Regions from separate parts of the Homo sapiens genome. Here all the other regions are linked to region 1. Evidence: chromatin contacts called from ENCODE Hi-C or POLR2A ChIA-PET data. All regions are on one chromosome and are shown on one strand. The core of a region is the stretch at or near the end of the contact, and the rest is flanking DNA. Distances in the headings are between cores, read along the strand shown.

The links. A loop is a pair of places that touch in the nucleus more often than their neighbours do. ChIA-PET counts read pairs that join two places held with the same protein, here RNA polymerase II (POLR2A). Pooled maps may share reads with other maps.
Region 2: a pooled map shows a loop between it and region 1 (7-fold over the local background). The contact joins the promoter of ADNP here to the promoter of SRSF6 in region 1. A Hi-C loop is called at or near these places in 1 of 50 pooled maps. POLR2A ChIA-PET finds 5 or more read pairs at or near these places in 2 of 52 experiments (RWPE1 and activated CD8-positive, alpha-beta T cell).
Region 3: a loop to region 1 is called in a pooled map, with 11 times the contacts of the local background. The contact joins the promoter of UBE2V1 here to the promoter of SRSF6 in region 1. A Hi-C loop is called at or near these places in 3 of 50 pooled maps. POLR2A ChIA-PET finds 5 or more read pairs at or near these places in 2 of 52 experiments (HepG2 and Panc1).

What each region holds. Positions count from the first base shown.
Region 1 is chr20:43,456,058-43,460,287 of GRCh38, reverse strand. SRSF6 (serine and arginine rich splicing factor 6) reads right to left here and starts at 2,392. Exons shown (of 6, transcript NM_006275.6): 1 at 2,148-2,392; 2 at 1,779-1,927; 3 at 393-517; 4 at 47-255. The coding sequence starts at 2,254. RefSeq lists silencers at 1,606-1,865, 1,876-1,975 and enhancers at 2,116-2,215, 1,647-2,594, 2,516-2,675, 2,736-3,055.
Region 2 is chr20:50,929,575-50,933,804 of GRCh38, reverse strand. It overlaps ADNP (activity dependent neuroprotector homeobox), which reads left to right and starts at 2,368. Exons shown (of 6, transcript NM_001282531.3): 1 at 2,368-2,979. It overlaps ADNP-AS1 (ADNP antisense RNA 1), which reads right to left and starts at 2,821. Exons shown (of 3, transcript NR_110009.1): 1 at 2,751-2,821; 2 at 2,356-2,430. RefSeq lists silencers at 1,880-2,059, 1,923-2,110, 2,410-2,629, 2,780-2,829, 2,970-3,149 and 2 more and enhancers at 2,210-2,329, 2,749-3,539.
Region 3 is chr20:50,111,384-50,115,613 of GRCh38, reverse strand. It overlaps UBE2V1 (ubiquitin conjugating enzyme E2 V1), which reads left to right and starts at 2,464. Exons shown (of 4, transcript NM_001032288.3): 1 at 2,464-2,507. The coding sequence starts at 2,486. The region is part of intron 5 of PEDS1-UBE2V1 (PEDS1-UBE2V1 readthrough); the gene reads left to right. RefSeq lists enhancers at 1,545-2,112, 2,117-2,226 and a silencer at 2,397-2,936.

The DNA of each region.
Region 1 (4,230 bases), core at 1,143-3,642:
ATTGGCAAATATTGTTTCCTTCCCACAGTGTCCTTCAACAAGTTACCTGGATCTGCTTCCAGAGTAAGATCGCCTATGGCTTGTGCGTGGCTTATCTTCAATAAGCCTAATATTTCTGCCATTTATTTCTGTGCCATCCAGTTTGTCCAAAGCACGCTTCATGTCAGAGTAGGAGCGAAACTCAATTACACCCTCATTTGTTCGTTCCTTGTGGGCATCCGCATAGGTTACTTCACCTGCTTGTCGCATAAAATCCTGAAAGACAAGATTGGTCAGACTCGGAAATCTTAAAACATCTATATACCATAATAAATTCCCAGAAATAAGAATATAAAAGGAGTTTACTTTAAAGCATTAGTCATATCATTTCTATCTTGAATTACAAAACATACCTTTAAATCTTGCCAACTGCACCGACTAGAAAGATTTTCTACAATAAGCCTGTATTCTGTACGAACAGGTGGTCCGTATTTGTCTCTGCCAGATGTTCTCCGACTGCTGTATCCACCTCCACCACCTTTATCACATGAAGGGAACAATTAGATGCCTTGTAATGATAAAAACGCATAATGTCTTTGAAAGTTAGTACAAACATATCAACTTTTATTTACTGGAGTAGGACTTTGCTATTATATTGCTAAACCTTCGACACATTTGTGATTTGCCATAAAATTAAATTAAGGGCAAGTCAAATAGACTAAATCCAACTAAACCTCTCCTACAATCTGTTAGAGAGTGACTGCTCCTTTATTCGATTTACCTCGCTAAGTTTTATTTTACAGAACATTGTAAAATATAAAACTTAACTGATTACATGCATTTCTACATTTTACAAAAATGTTTACTAGTTTTACACTAAGTACTTACATCACAGTGTGAGGTTTTTGGTGGTGGTTTGGCCACAAAACACGCAAGGTAACAGTCACCTAGTTCAGATTAACCAGTTTTGTCTAACCCTTGGAATCCTCACCATCACCCTGCGTCTAATGGCAAAAGGCTGCTGTCGTCATGGCTTCCGGTAAGGTCAGCCAAAGGGTCATAGGGCAAGGGTCACACAATGTATGGAAAAGCCAAGGCCAATCAGGAAAGGCAGTCATCTTAGCCTCAGTGGACACAGCCTCAGCCCCATTGGTCACTTTCAAATTGAAACATCAAGGACTTGTTAAAAAGTTTGAATTCAACATGCAACAATTTAAACATCAAACATTTAACATAACCAAAAATCCCCCCAACCTCCTCCCAATAACATGCCCCAATTAGTTCAAATACAGCATAAAGCTTATTTAGATCTACTTTGTGGTACAATACCACATTACTTAAAAATAGTACATTCTTTGGCCCCCATCAAGTTCCATAGCTTTAAGACCTATACTTTATGCTCCTCCCCTTCCCCGTCCCCCGCGCCCCCTACCCCACCTCCACCCGAGCCTGCCCCCGAACCTCTAACTAATGCACTGATAGGTAAGTAAGGAGAATACAACAAATACAGCCACCCCTTACTTCCTCTGTGGGAAGAACCCGTGACAGTGCTGACAAGGGGCCAGAAGAAGCCACCCACCTCCCAACTTGGCAAATAAACAAAACCAAACACCCAAACCCAATCCCCGCGCTCCGGCGTCCCATGGCTGCCCCGGGCAGACGTGAAGGCAGCGGGGCTCGGGGACACCCAAGTCAAACGACCCCCGGCCCTCGCGCCTGCCCGGGCTGGGAGGCCCCACCCCACCCACCCCCGCCCCCAGGGTCCCCAAGGGCGCGGAGCGCGCGGGGGTGGGACTCACTGCGGCTTCCGTAGCTGTAGCCGTCGCGATCGCGACGCGGGCCCCGGGCGTGCTCTACGATCACGCGCTCGCCGCAGAGCTCCTTGCCGTTCAGCTCGTAAACGGCGTCGTCGGCGTCGCGGGAGTCCTCGAACTCCACGAAGCCGTACCTAGGGGCGGTGCGAGGGCCGGACAACCGCGGGGGAGTCGTTAGCCAGGACGCGCACGTGCGCGCGCCCGTACCCCACCGCGCGCCCCCGCGACGCCGCGCCGTCGCCATCTTTGAGGCCCTGCCACGCGGCGCCGCGGCCTTGGCCGCTTCTTTCCTTGGAGAGTTCCCGCCGCCACCAGGCCTGGGACGCTGGGCGCGGGCGCCCAGGCCCGACTCACCCATTTTTGAGGTCTACTTCGAGGAGGCGGCCATAGCCACTGAAAAAGCGCTGGATGTCCTTCTCCCGGACGTTGTAGCTCAGGCGTCCTATGTAGACGCGCGGCATGTCCGTGGCGGGCGGGGACCCAAGGGCTGGTTGTCGAACGGCGGACCGCAAGCCAGTAACCGCGGTGCGGGTGCGGGGACGGCAAGAGCCCGAACACGCGCCTCACACCACAGGGGCGGCCGAGTCCAGCCACACAATGGCGCGCGCGCGCGCCAGGCTTTCGCTATATGGGCGGCCGGTGGGGCGGGGCCTGGAGCGTGATGTCAGCGCGCAGCGGCACGTCCGTCCCGCGTCGTCCCTGGGCTAGATGGTGACTGGCGAGTCCGTTGCCCGCGACGTTTCGGTGTAGTGCGGTCTTGCTAGCTTCTAGGATTTTTCTCTAGCCCTCCCCACCGTCTTTGAAAACACAATGTCTCTAATCCAGCCGCAGAACTGCTTTCTAATTTGTACCTTTTATAAAACTGTGCGCGATCTCTTCGGGGTTGAAGCTCGGGAGGCGGGCTGAGCGAATCCCCGTTTTTCATTGGTTCTCGAGGTTATCATAATAGGTCGCCGCGGTCTCTGCTTGGTGGCTTAAAACGAGGCTGCGGATTTCTCCCAGCGATTGGTTGATGCTCGTTTTGATGGGGACCGCGGTCTCGGACCCAGTCGCTTGTCTTGTTTCGCAGAATCTGAGGATCGCGCGCCGAGGTCTTGCTGACCGGGCGGAGGTCGCGTTGCGAGCGCGCAGACCCGCCGACATCAGCCTCTCCGGGTCTCACTCGCAGCCTTCGCCTCCCCGGACGTTCCCCTCTCCCTCCATGGGTCTTTCTTGGAGCCCTGGCAGCTTGACTCACTTGTGGATTGGGCTATCCGTGGCAATCCTACGCTCACTGTAGGTGCTCAAAAGGGAGCGTGGACGAGACCCGGCAGCCCTCCCACAGCGACGAACGATTTTTTTTCTCCCGTGTATGGAAAGTCCTTTGTCCCAATACTATCATTTCCTCCACTGACTTGAAAGTGCCTTATTTTGTGAGTTTATCAATGGAGATGCTATTTAAAGCTGTAGAACCAGATTGAAAACCTCAAAGGAGTAAGTTTAAGTGGAGAGCGGAAGACCCAGGCCAACGCCTGGGGTACTCTGAAATTTAAGCGCAGGAAAGGAGACTGGGAGGAGTGACTAGCGAGGTAGGGAGAAGACCAGGAGAGTAGGTGTCACCGCCGAAGCTAAAAAAAAAAAAAAAAAAAAAAAGGGATATCACTGAGATAACACCAGCTCTTTAGATATTTATGTATTCCTGCTCTGTTTTGAGTGGTGCAACCTCAATATCCTTAAGCTTCGGGTTGAAAAAGGGGGGTTTTGTCCTCCTGGAGCTATTTGGAAGTCTAGAGGGAAACGTTGTTTGTCACGACTGGGGGAGGTAGAGGCCGTGCTTAAAGTTAGATAAATAAAAAATACGAGTCTGTAATCCCCACACCTTGGGAAGCTGAGGCAAGAGGATCTCTTGAGCCCAGGTGTTCGAGGCTGCAGTGAGCTATGATCATGCCACTGCACTCCAGCCTGGGTGACAAAGCAAGACTCCAACCTGCCTGAAGGAAAGAACAAAGCTTCCGCAGCGTGGAAGGGGACCCGAGCGGGTTGCCACTGCTGGCTGGACCGCCAGTTTTTAGTCCCTTATTTGGCCCTGCCTACATCCTGCTGATTGGTCCATTTTACAGAATGTTGATTGGTCCGTTTTTACAGAGTGCTGATTGGTGTGTTTACAAACCTTTAGCTAGACAGAGAGCACTGATTGGTGTGTTTTCAATCCTTTAGCTAGACGGGAAAGTTCTCCAAGTCCCCACCCAACCCAGAAGCCCAGCCGGCTTCACCTCTTCACCTCGGTAGGCAGAATAAGGGTTCCCCCTAAAGATGTCTATGTCCTAATCCTAATCCTAATCCCTGAAACCTGTGAAGATGTTACCTTGTATGTCAAAAGGGACTTTGCAGATCTGATTAAGTTGAGCATCTTGAGATGCAGAGATGCCCCGGGATTGTCCAGGTGGGCCCCATGTGA
Region 2 (4,230 bases), core at 1,119-3,618, 7.5 Mb before region 1:
GCTGAGGTGGGAGGTTCACTTGAGTCTGGGAGGTCAAGGCTGCAGTGAGCTGTGATCATGCCTGGACAACAGAGTGAGACCCTGTCTTTTTTAAAAGAAAAAAAAATGAAAATCTGATTTTTCATTTGCATTTCTCTCTGACAGATTCTACCAGAAATGAATCCCAGACTATAAAACCTGTGGTGTCATTTCGAACATTAAAACCACCCCCTCCCACGCTTCTATAGTTGAACCCATAGTACACATTCCAATAAGGGCCACTCTTGTTCTGTTTCCCTTATGTCCAGAACTGTCCAGCTGGCCAGTGAGGGAACTGCTTTCCTTAGGGAAGAAACTTCTCTCATTCATAACAAGAAGAAAATTCATCAGTGCTTGATGTGAAATTAGTTTTAAGCTAAGATAATAGAAATGTAATATTCTCAGTTTTTTTGGAGTGGTTAGAATTTATTTTTTCTTAACCTAAACTCAAAGTTGAGTTCTCAGTGTCAAGTATGTGGAGCAGAAATTAAGTAACAACCTTAGAGAACCTAATATAGATAGTACTGCCTTCTCAGATACTCACTAGAGTAGATAATGTTTGCCTTTTAAATCTTTTTAGTTATTCACACAATCATTATCACAACACTGTCACTCTTGGAATTTACCATAGAGTATTTGAGCAGTGAAGACTCATAGCATTTGGAAGTCATTTAGAAAAGAATCTGGAATATTTAGATGCATTTTTGTAGTAAATCTGGTGCTTAAACACTGTAAAATTAAATATTTACATCTGAATCCAGCATCCCATTTTGCTTTGTAAATGAGGCCAAAGATGAAATCCAGATGTTTTCCCTTGTATTTGTATTATCACTATATGGAATCTAAGTATATCTAAGAAAAACTAAACTTAAACTTACTTTGCTTATTTCATATTAGTTTTTATCTGTCTTCTGCAGTGTGTAATTAGATTCTTTAGTTTTCTGAATCAAATGCTTTGCCCCAACCCCTTTTTCCACGACTTTTTTCAGCTGTTTTCCCTTGAAATACTGACTTGGCTTTTAAAGATACATTTTATCACAATTGCAGAAATGTGTTGTATAAAAGTTTGTTAAACAGGGCTAACTGAAGTCTTAGATGTTGAACAGCTATGTGTAACCACAATTTATACTACTTGCAGCGAACTCAGATTATTTTCGGATGTTAAGTATGGCTTGAAACTATGTTAACTTGAAATGTAAAGAAACAGCAAAAGACAGGTGTATTTACCTAAAGATCACATATTAAGGAAACAGGCTTGGTTAATTCCTCACTATTGACATCTATTACTTGTCAATACATTTAACCAACCAATGATACTTTAAATCATAATGTTACTTTGAACAACCTACTTTAAAAGGTTGGTTCAAAAATGTTGAGGAGATAATGTATTGGTTGGGATTGACCTAAATTTACAAAGCAACCATGTGCTGTCTTATGCTACCCAGATTGTGGGAGCACCAAAAGCTATGTCCCTAGGACTACAAAGTGTGTTGTTTAAGGATCTTGCAGAGAGCCAATGCCCCTATTGGCAACATCACTTCTCATCCTTAAGTTTCACCAGTTGGGTGGCCTCAAGGCACTAGGATTCCCATTTTTTTTTTTATTCAGGTCAGAGAAGAGTCCATCACTGTGACTGGGAAGAATGTCAAGTCACAGGGTAACGGCGGACCTTAATAAAATCTCGGCCCCTCTGCACCGAATACCCCACCAGGAAGGGCTAAGGCATCCATGGGGTTGTGTCTCATCTCAAGTCGCTGTGTGAAGCACGAGGCCCTCACACCTCATTTAAGGCAGGAGGCGTCAGGGGCGACCGGCCAGGTGTCCCGGCGCCTTCCCGCCGCTTCTCAGCCGTGGAAGCGCGGGCATCTGAGCACGTGGAGCCGCCCCAGGCCGCCCCGCACACCCCTCCCGCCAGATGTAGTCCAGGCCCAGCTGGGCCCGCGCAGGGATCCCCAGCACGGCCACCTGACTGAGTGCTGGGCGTGCTGCGGCCCGCTGCTTCTGCCTCCGCCGCCGGCGCTGCGGCCAGAGGAAGGCGCCCGCCGAGCACACGGGCCCCGGGAGCGCACTGCGGCCATTATCCGCGGCGCCTCCTAGTGGGTCAATGGCAAATCCGCCTGGTTCTCGCGAGAGCTCCCCCCTCAGTGGGGATTATATAATTTCCCTCAAGCGGGGGTGGGGGTGCTGAGAGCACCCTCCCTCAGGAAAAGTTAGGTGCAAGCAGGGGTGGGAGTAAGAGGAACCCCCCCTGGGGAAAAGGGGGTTAGGGGTGCTGTCCCCACTGCCCCCCCCTATTTAGCTGGACAATGAGTCCTCTTATGCTAATGAGGCACTTACGTCACTTCCGCTCTTTCTCGGCCGCCATTTTGGCTAGGGCAGGTTCGGGGACTCGGTCCGAGGCGCTTGTATTGTCTGCTGAGGGGAGACGCGGGATCAGCCCCCTCCCCCGCCCGTTGCCGCCGCCGCCTCCGCCGGCCCGGTCTCCCCTCCGCCGCCCGCCGGGATCCATGAGCTGAACTCCCGCCCCCCCCCCCCCGGCCGCCGCCATCTTGTGCCCCCTCCCCCTCCCGCAGGCAGCGCTAAGGGGGATTTTGGCGTCTTCTCAGACACAGCTCCCTCTCTCGGTCCCCGCTGCTGAGGAGCGAGAGGAGCGCGGCCGCCGCCGCCCGCGCCGGTGAAGCCGCCTCTCCCACACCCTCCGTCTCCTCCCTCCGCCCCTCCTTTGTCTGCACCGCTCGACGACGCCGCCGCCGCCCGCCGCTCTGCTGCGCCCGCCGCGCCCCCCGGCAGCACCCGCGGCCGCGGCGCGAGCCGGAGTCCGCCGAGCCGGAGCGCGACGAGGCCCCGGGCGCGCCCTCCCCGCTGCCGCCACCGCCGTGCCGCCGCCATCCGCCCGCCGCCGCCGCCGCTGTCCGGCCCCCGAGCACGCCGGCCCCGCGCGCGCCTCGAGGCCGAGTCAAGGTAAGCCCGGCGCCGCCGCGCGCGGACCCGCGGCCCTGCCCTGCCTGGCTTCCCGACCCCGGCCCGCGCGGCCGCCAGTGCAGCCTGGCCCCGGGCGCGGGCGCATTGTTGTTCGCATCGCCGCCCTCCAGCCGCACACACGCTCCTTTGCACACCCCGGCGCCGACGGGTCCCCCGTCCCGGCACGGACCGCTACCCGACTCTGCTCCGGAGGTCCAGGCGCCTCCTCCTGCAGCCCGACCCCCTTCTCCGCCCTGTGAGCCCACCGAGGCCAGCACTCTGCCTGGCCGCCCGGAGCTTTTGCAGCTAAGGGCATCTCCCCCAGCCAGAACCGAGCTTCTCCCATCCTGGAACTAATCCCGTCCGCCCCCCACCCCCAAAAGGAGCCCCCCCACGCACACCCCCATGCCTTGAACCAGCCTTCTGCCAGGTCTGCCCACCCTTACCTGGGGGAGGGGGGACGGGGTTGGGGGGGGCGGGGAGCATGCATGGCATGGAGTGAGTCTTTGCCTCCCCTGTGCAATCCTTCTTCCCCAACCTGCCAGCTTTCCTCTTATCCTGACCACAGTTCACCACCATCCCTTTTCCCCAATCTCAGCTGCCTGGTCAGCACCTCTTTCGAACATTCTGAGCCCCAACTTTGCAGTAAGGTGGTAGAAAATGGAAATCCAGAGAGCTGCAAAAAGATTTTTTTTTAATGTAATGAATGGGGAGTAGTTTTGTGAACACACTCGTATTCACCTCTTCTTTCCTCTGGGAGGCCTGCCTGCCTTCCCCTCCCCCCCAACCTTGATCCCTGTCTGCTGGAAAAGGCGCGATTGCTTCTCTTCCTCTTCTGCCCAAGACCAAGACTCTAGGTCTGATATCCTTTTTAGCCACACACACACACCCCCCACACACGAAGTCTTCTTAATCTTCTTGAATTTACCAGTTACTCTGGACACTTCTTGCCATAACCCCATTTCACAGACAAAGGCTTAGGAGGGAAAAAGAACCAAACTGTTTCTGTGTTTGTCATGTTAATGATGTCCATCCCCACACACCCAGTTCCCATCCCTGATGCTTCTTGTGCCTGTATCTTGAACCTTCAGAATGAAAAAAAAAAAAATCTCTTGGATAGCTTGATACAGTTTCTTTAGAAATCTGCATTGTTGCTTCTGGTTTATGGCCATGGAGAAAATACCAGCCCCCACCCAAAATGCACCGCAGCCAAGTCGGCTAAAGGCGATGAGTGTTGGAGTCAGTAGGGGG
Region 3 (4,230 bases), core at 1,215-3,714, 6.7 Mb before region 1:
TGAGGTTGATACTACTATCCTCATAGAAGGGGAAACTGATGCCAGGAGAGGTTCAAGCGTCTTACCTGAAGTCACAAAGCAAACTGAGTGATGAAGGAAGACTTGAACCTAGAAAATTTCACTGCAAAGGTGAGTCCACCTTAGGAACCCAAATGCTTCCACTTGCTACTGATGCTTTACAGTGACCCCAAGTCCAGGGCAAGTATTTTCTGTGCTCCCCAAAGCAAACTTGTATCACGTGATACACGAAAAGTCAAGTTGCTTCACCTGTAGCCAGTGCTGGCACTTTGAGAGCTAATTATAGCTGAATTTGATGTGGTTGGAGGAATCGAGGAAGGCTTCCCTGAGGGGATGGTGCTGGATCTGAGAACTGAAGAGTGGGAACAGCACAGGCAAAGCCCCTGAAGTGGGAGAGGGCATGTGTTCCAGGGGGCTTGCAAAGGGCCAGTGTCGCCGCAGAGGTACAGAAAGTCTCAGAGGCGCAGGCTGTGCCAAGGCTATGGTGAGGCAAGTGGGGTACCTAGGGTGCAGATTTTTTTTTTTTTTTTGAGACTGAATCTCTCTCTGTTGCCCAGGCTGGAATGCAATGGTGCAATCTCAGCTCACTGCAACCTCTGCCTCCCGGGTTCGCTCGATTTTCCTGCCTCAGCCTCCCGAGTAGCTGGGATTACAGGTGTGTGCTACCACGCCCCGCTAATTTTTGTATTTTTAGTAGAGACGAGGTTTCACCATGTTGACCAGGCTGGTCTGGAACTCCTGACCTCAGGTGATCTGCCCACCTCGGCCTCCCAAAGTGCTGGGATTACAGGTGTGAGCCACCATGCCCTGCCCTAGGGTGCAGATTTTAAGGAGTCACTCACCTGCAGCGCTGTGCAAGTGCGGAGTCAGGACCTGAGTGAAAGCCCCGTTAAATCTGACCACCCCATCCTCGTCCCTGCCCTGGGTGCAGAGCCTGGTGCACAGGGTGTCCAGGCATCCTGCTTTGCCCTGGAGAGCCCTGGTTTCCACTTGTCCTGGTGAGATTATAATAAGTCCCCTTTTAATCTGATGTGTGTCCTCATTAGGTGATAATTCTATGGTCGCTCAACTTGTAAAGTTTGTATTTTATCCAGAGGGAATGGGGAGCCACTGAAGGCTTTAGCTGGAGGGTGTTTTGAGCAGATGTTGGTCTATATGGAGAATGGGCCATAGGGGAGAGAATGGAAGCTGCTGGGGTCTTCCAAGTGGGAGATAAAGGCAGCTTGCCCTGAGTGGAGAAGTGAACGGAGTGGAGAGATGCAGAGTAGGCACTGCTATCAGACAAAGGTGATGAATTGGATGTGCTGGGTGAGGGCTTCCAGCTTCCTTGTCCCTCTATGTTTAGAGTCCTGGTCCTTCTGCCAGTATTTTGCTCTGTGACCTTAAGCCAGTCCCTTCACCTCTCTCAGCCTCAGTGTCTACATCCATATAAGGGCTTCTCAGACAATTTATAATAAAGGAGGAGTACCTTCTTGGGTTTATTTATTTGCAAAAATATTTCCCAAGGGCCTTTGCACAAGCTGTTCCCTCTACCTCCTCATTGTTACGGTCTCTGCTGAAATATGACCACCTTAGGAGGCCCTTCCTGACCATCCTCTGCTGCTCTTGTCTTGGTTTATCTCTACCCTATCAGAATTATAGTTTCCTGTTTATTTACTTGCTGTCTACGACTAGAATGTAAGTCCCTGAAAGCAGGGATTTGCTTCTTCAGAGATGTCTATCCATCCCCAGCGCCTAGCACAGTGTCTGGTACATAGTAGGTGCTTAATGTTTGTTTGTTTGGTTGAATGAATGAATGAACGAATGAATGAATGAATGAATGAATGAATTGGGTAGATGGTTAGCAAATGCTTTCCCTGCCACCTTAATGCCCCTAAATCATTTAGCTGCACCCACTCCAAGCCTTCTCTGGCCGGGGAGCATCAATCCTAGGAGCCAGATCATCTGACCTGGAGGGTGATGATTCAAAAAATTTGAACCTGGAGGTTAAAATTCTGCCTGTCTCTGCCACTTAACAGCTGAGTTTAGATAAATCGCTTGATCTCTCTCGGCTGCATTTTTCACATTAATTCTGACCTTGCGGAGATGTGGTGAGGATCTAGATAGGAACTAGACAGGAAAAAGCCCCAAGCGAATTCGGCGCTTTTGTTTGAAGCTATATTTTCTTTTTCTTTCACAATCGCGCCTTCCCAAGCCTAGTCACCCCTGCCCTTCTCACTAAGCACATCACAACCTCCCTCGCACCCGATGTGTGGGGACTTGCAGGTTGCTGGGCCCTCGAGCACGCAGATATTTCCTTTCTCTAAAAGGGAAGGAAAAGAGCCTTCCAGGCCACGGGTCGTGCAGGTCTCCGGGGCGGGCGTCAGCGGCGGCGTATGTGCGTGCGCGCGCGCCTGCGCATCAGGGCCGGGGGACGGGTAAGGGGGGGGTGAAGAAGGGGCCGGCCTTCAAGCAAGAGCGACGCAAGATGGCAGCCACCACGGGCTCGGGTGAGCGGGGGCGCCGGGCCCGGCCGGCCGAGGGGGCATGGGCTTGGGCCGGGGGCCGGGGACCCTCAAAGCCTCCTGCAGCGGAGCCAGGGTCCCCGCGCCGCCTCTGTCTGCTGGGCTCCGCGGCAGCCACCGGCGCGGCCTGACCGGGGGAGGAGGAGCAGGCGGTGGCCGGAAGCACGGGCGGGGGGCTGAGGGGCCTGTGGGCGGCGCGGCGAGGCCCTGAGGCTCCCCCGGGAGGCGTGAGGGCCCTCTGTGCTGTCTGGGGGAGCCGGAGTGGGCGAGGAGCGAGCTCCGAGGCACTCCTGAGGATACCGGGGCTGGCGACTCTTAAGGGGCGATCTAGAGGTCCCCTAGAGGAGGCGCCCCACAGCGGATGGAAGTCCCATACTGGGTGCCAGGGGTGCGGCTGAGAGGGGCCTTGGGATGTCTGGAGGGGACATCAGAGAAGCCCTTCAGGCTGGATGGAAGAAACGGGATCCTGAGGGGGTGACTTGAGAGGATCCCCTATCGGTTGAGGGAACGGCTCCGGCGTTAGTTTTAGAGATGGGGTTAGCTGAGGAAATAGCTATGTTGACTAGAAAGGAGGAGCCTTGGAGCAGCTGCTTTTGGGGAGAATGAAGGGGGTCTCCGCATGATAAGTGAGAGGAGGGAAAAGGATTCAGATGCCAGAGGGACCTAATAGCGGTGATAGTGAAATGACCCCATCATTACCAGTCTCCTGTTCGAGGATACAGATGGATTGCTTCAAGTTAGGTTTCAGGGGACAAGGTCCGAGTGGGGCAGTTGGTGGAAGCCTCTGATATTGGATGAGGGAGAACAGATGAATTGGGAGCCCCGAGGATGTCTCTTTGGGAGTGGGGATTCAACTGAGGGAAGCCCCTGAAATGAGGGAGTGGAAAAGGTCGGGTTCCGGAGATGTTTCCTGTAAAGGAGAAAAGTCTCCTCTTTTTGAATTGAGTGAGGGAAGCATATCCTAGAAGTGTCTCTTCTGTGGAGACGCTCACTCTCATCGACTCCTTTAATAATTGGGACAGATATGTGGGTTCAGCTCAGAAGTTCCCCACTGGCTGATGGGAGTAGGGAGGTGAATAGATGAAATGGGAACTCTTGGGTGAGGCTGCACCCTCAGGTGCCTGGCAGTGAAGTTGGCCAAGGAGGTTCTCTCAGATGGGGTGAAAATGGGTTACCTCTCTGATGGAGGAAGCAAACAGGGCCACAGTGTTCCCCACTGTGGGGCTGCAGGGACACCAGCCTGAGTACAGCAATCATTGGCATATTTAAGGCCACAGCAGCGGCAGTGTTGGGAAGGAATTGGTGATCCATGGGAAATAGGGTGAGGGGAATTCTTTATAAATGTTGCTACTCTGCGGTCTCAAGGAGCCATACTTGCCTGATGGTTGGGGTGGGAATAAAAGAAATTGAATGTGGGGGATCTGACTGAAGTGACCCACCACAAGCTGCTGCCTTTTGAGTTTAAAACAGTGGGGTCTTCTTGCAGAATAGCGGAGACCATGAATCCTTTTACTCGATTTTGGTTTCAGCTGGAACAGTGCTGAGTCAATTCATTTACCATGACGCTGCCCCAGGCACTCCCAGAAGAGAGATTCTGAGTCAGGCCAGACTGCTGGGTAAAACTTCTCACCAGAATAACACTCCTACCGGGTCGTAATAAACGAAGGGGCCCAGTGTGCTGGTGGTAGCCAGCAATAAGGTGCTGTTG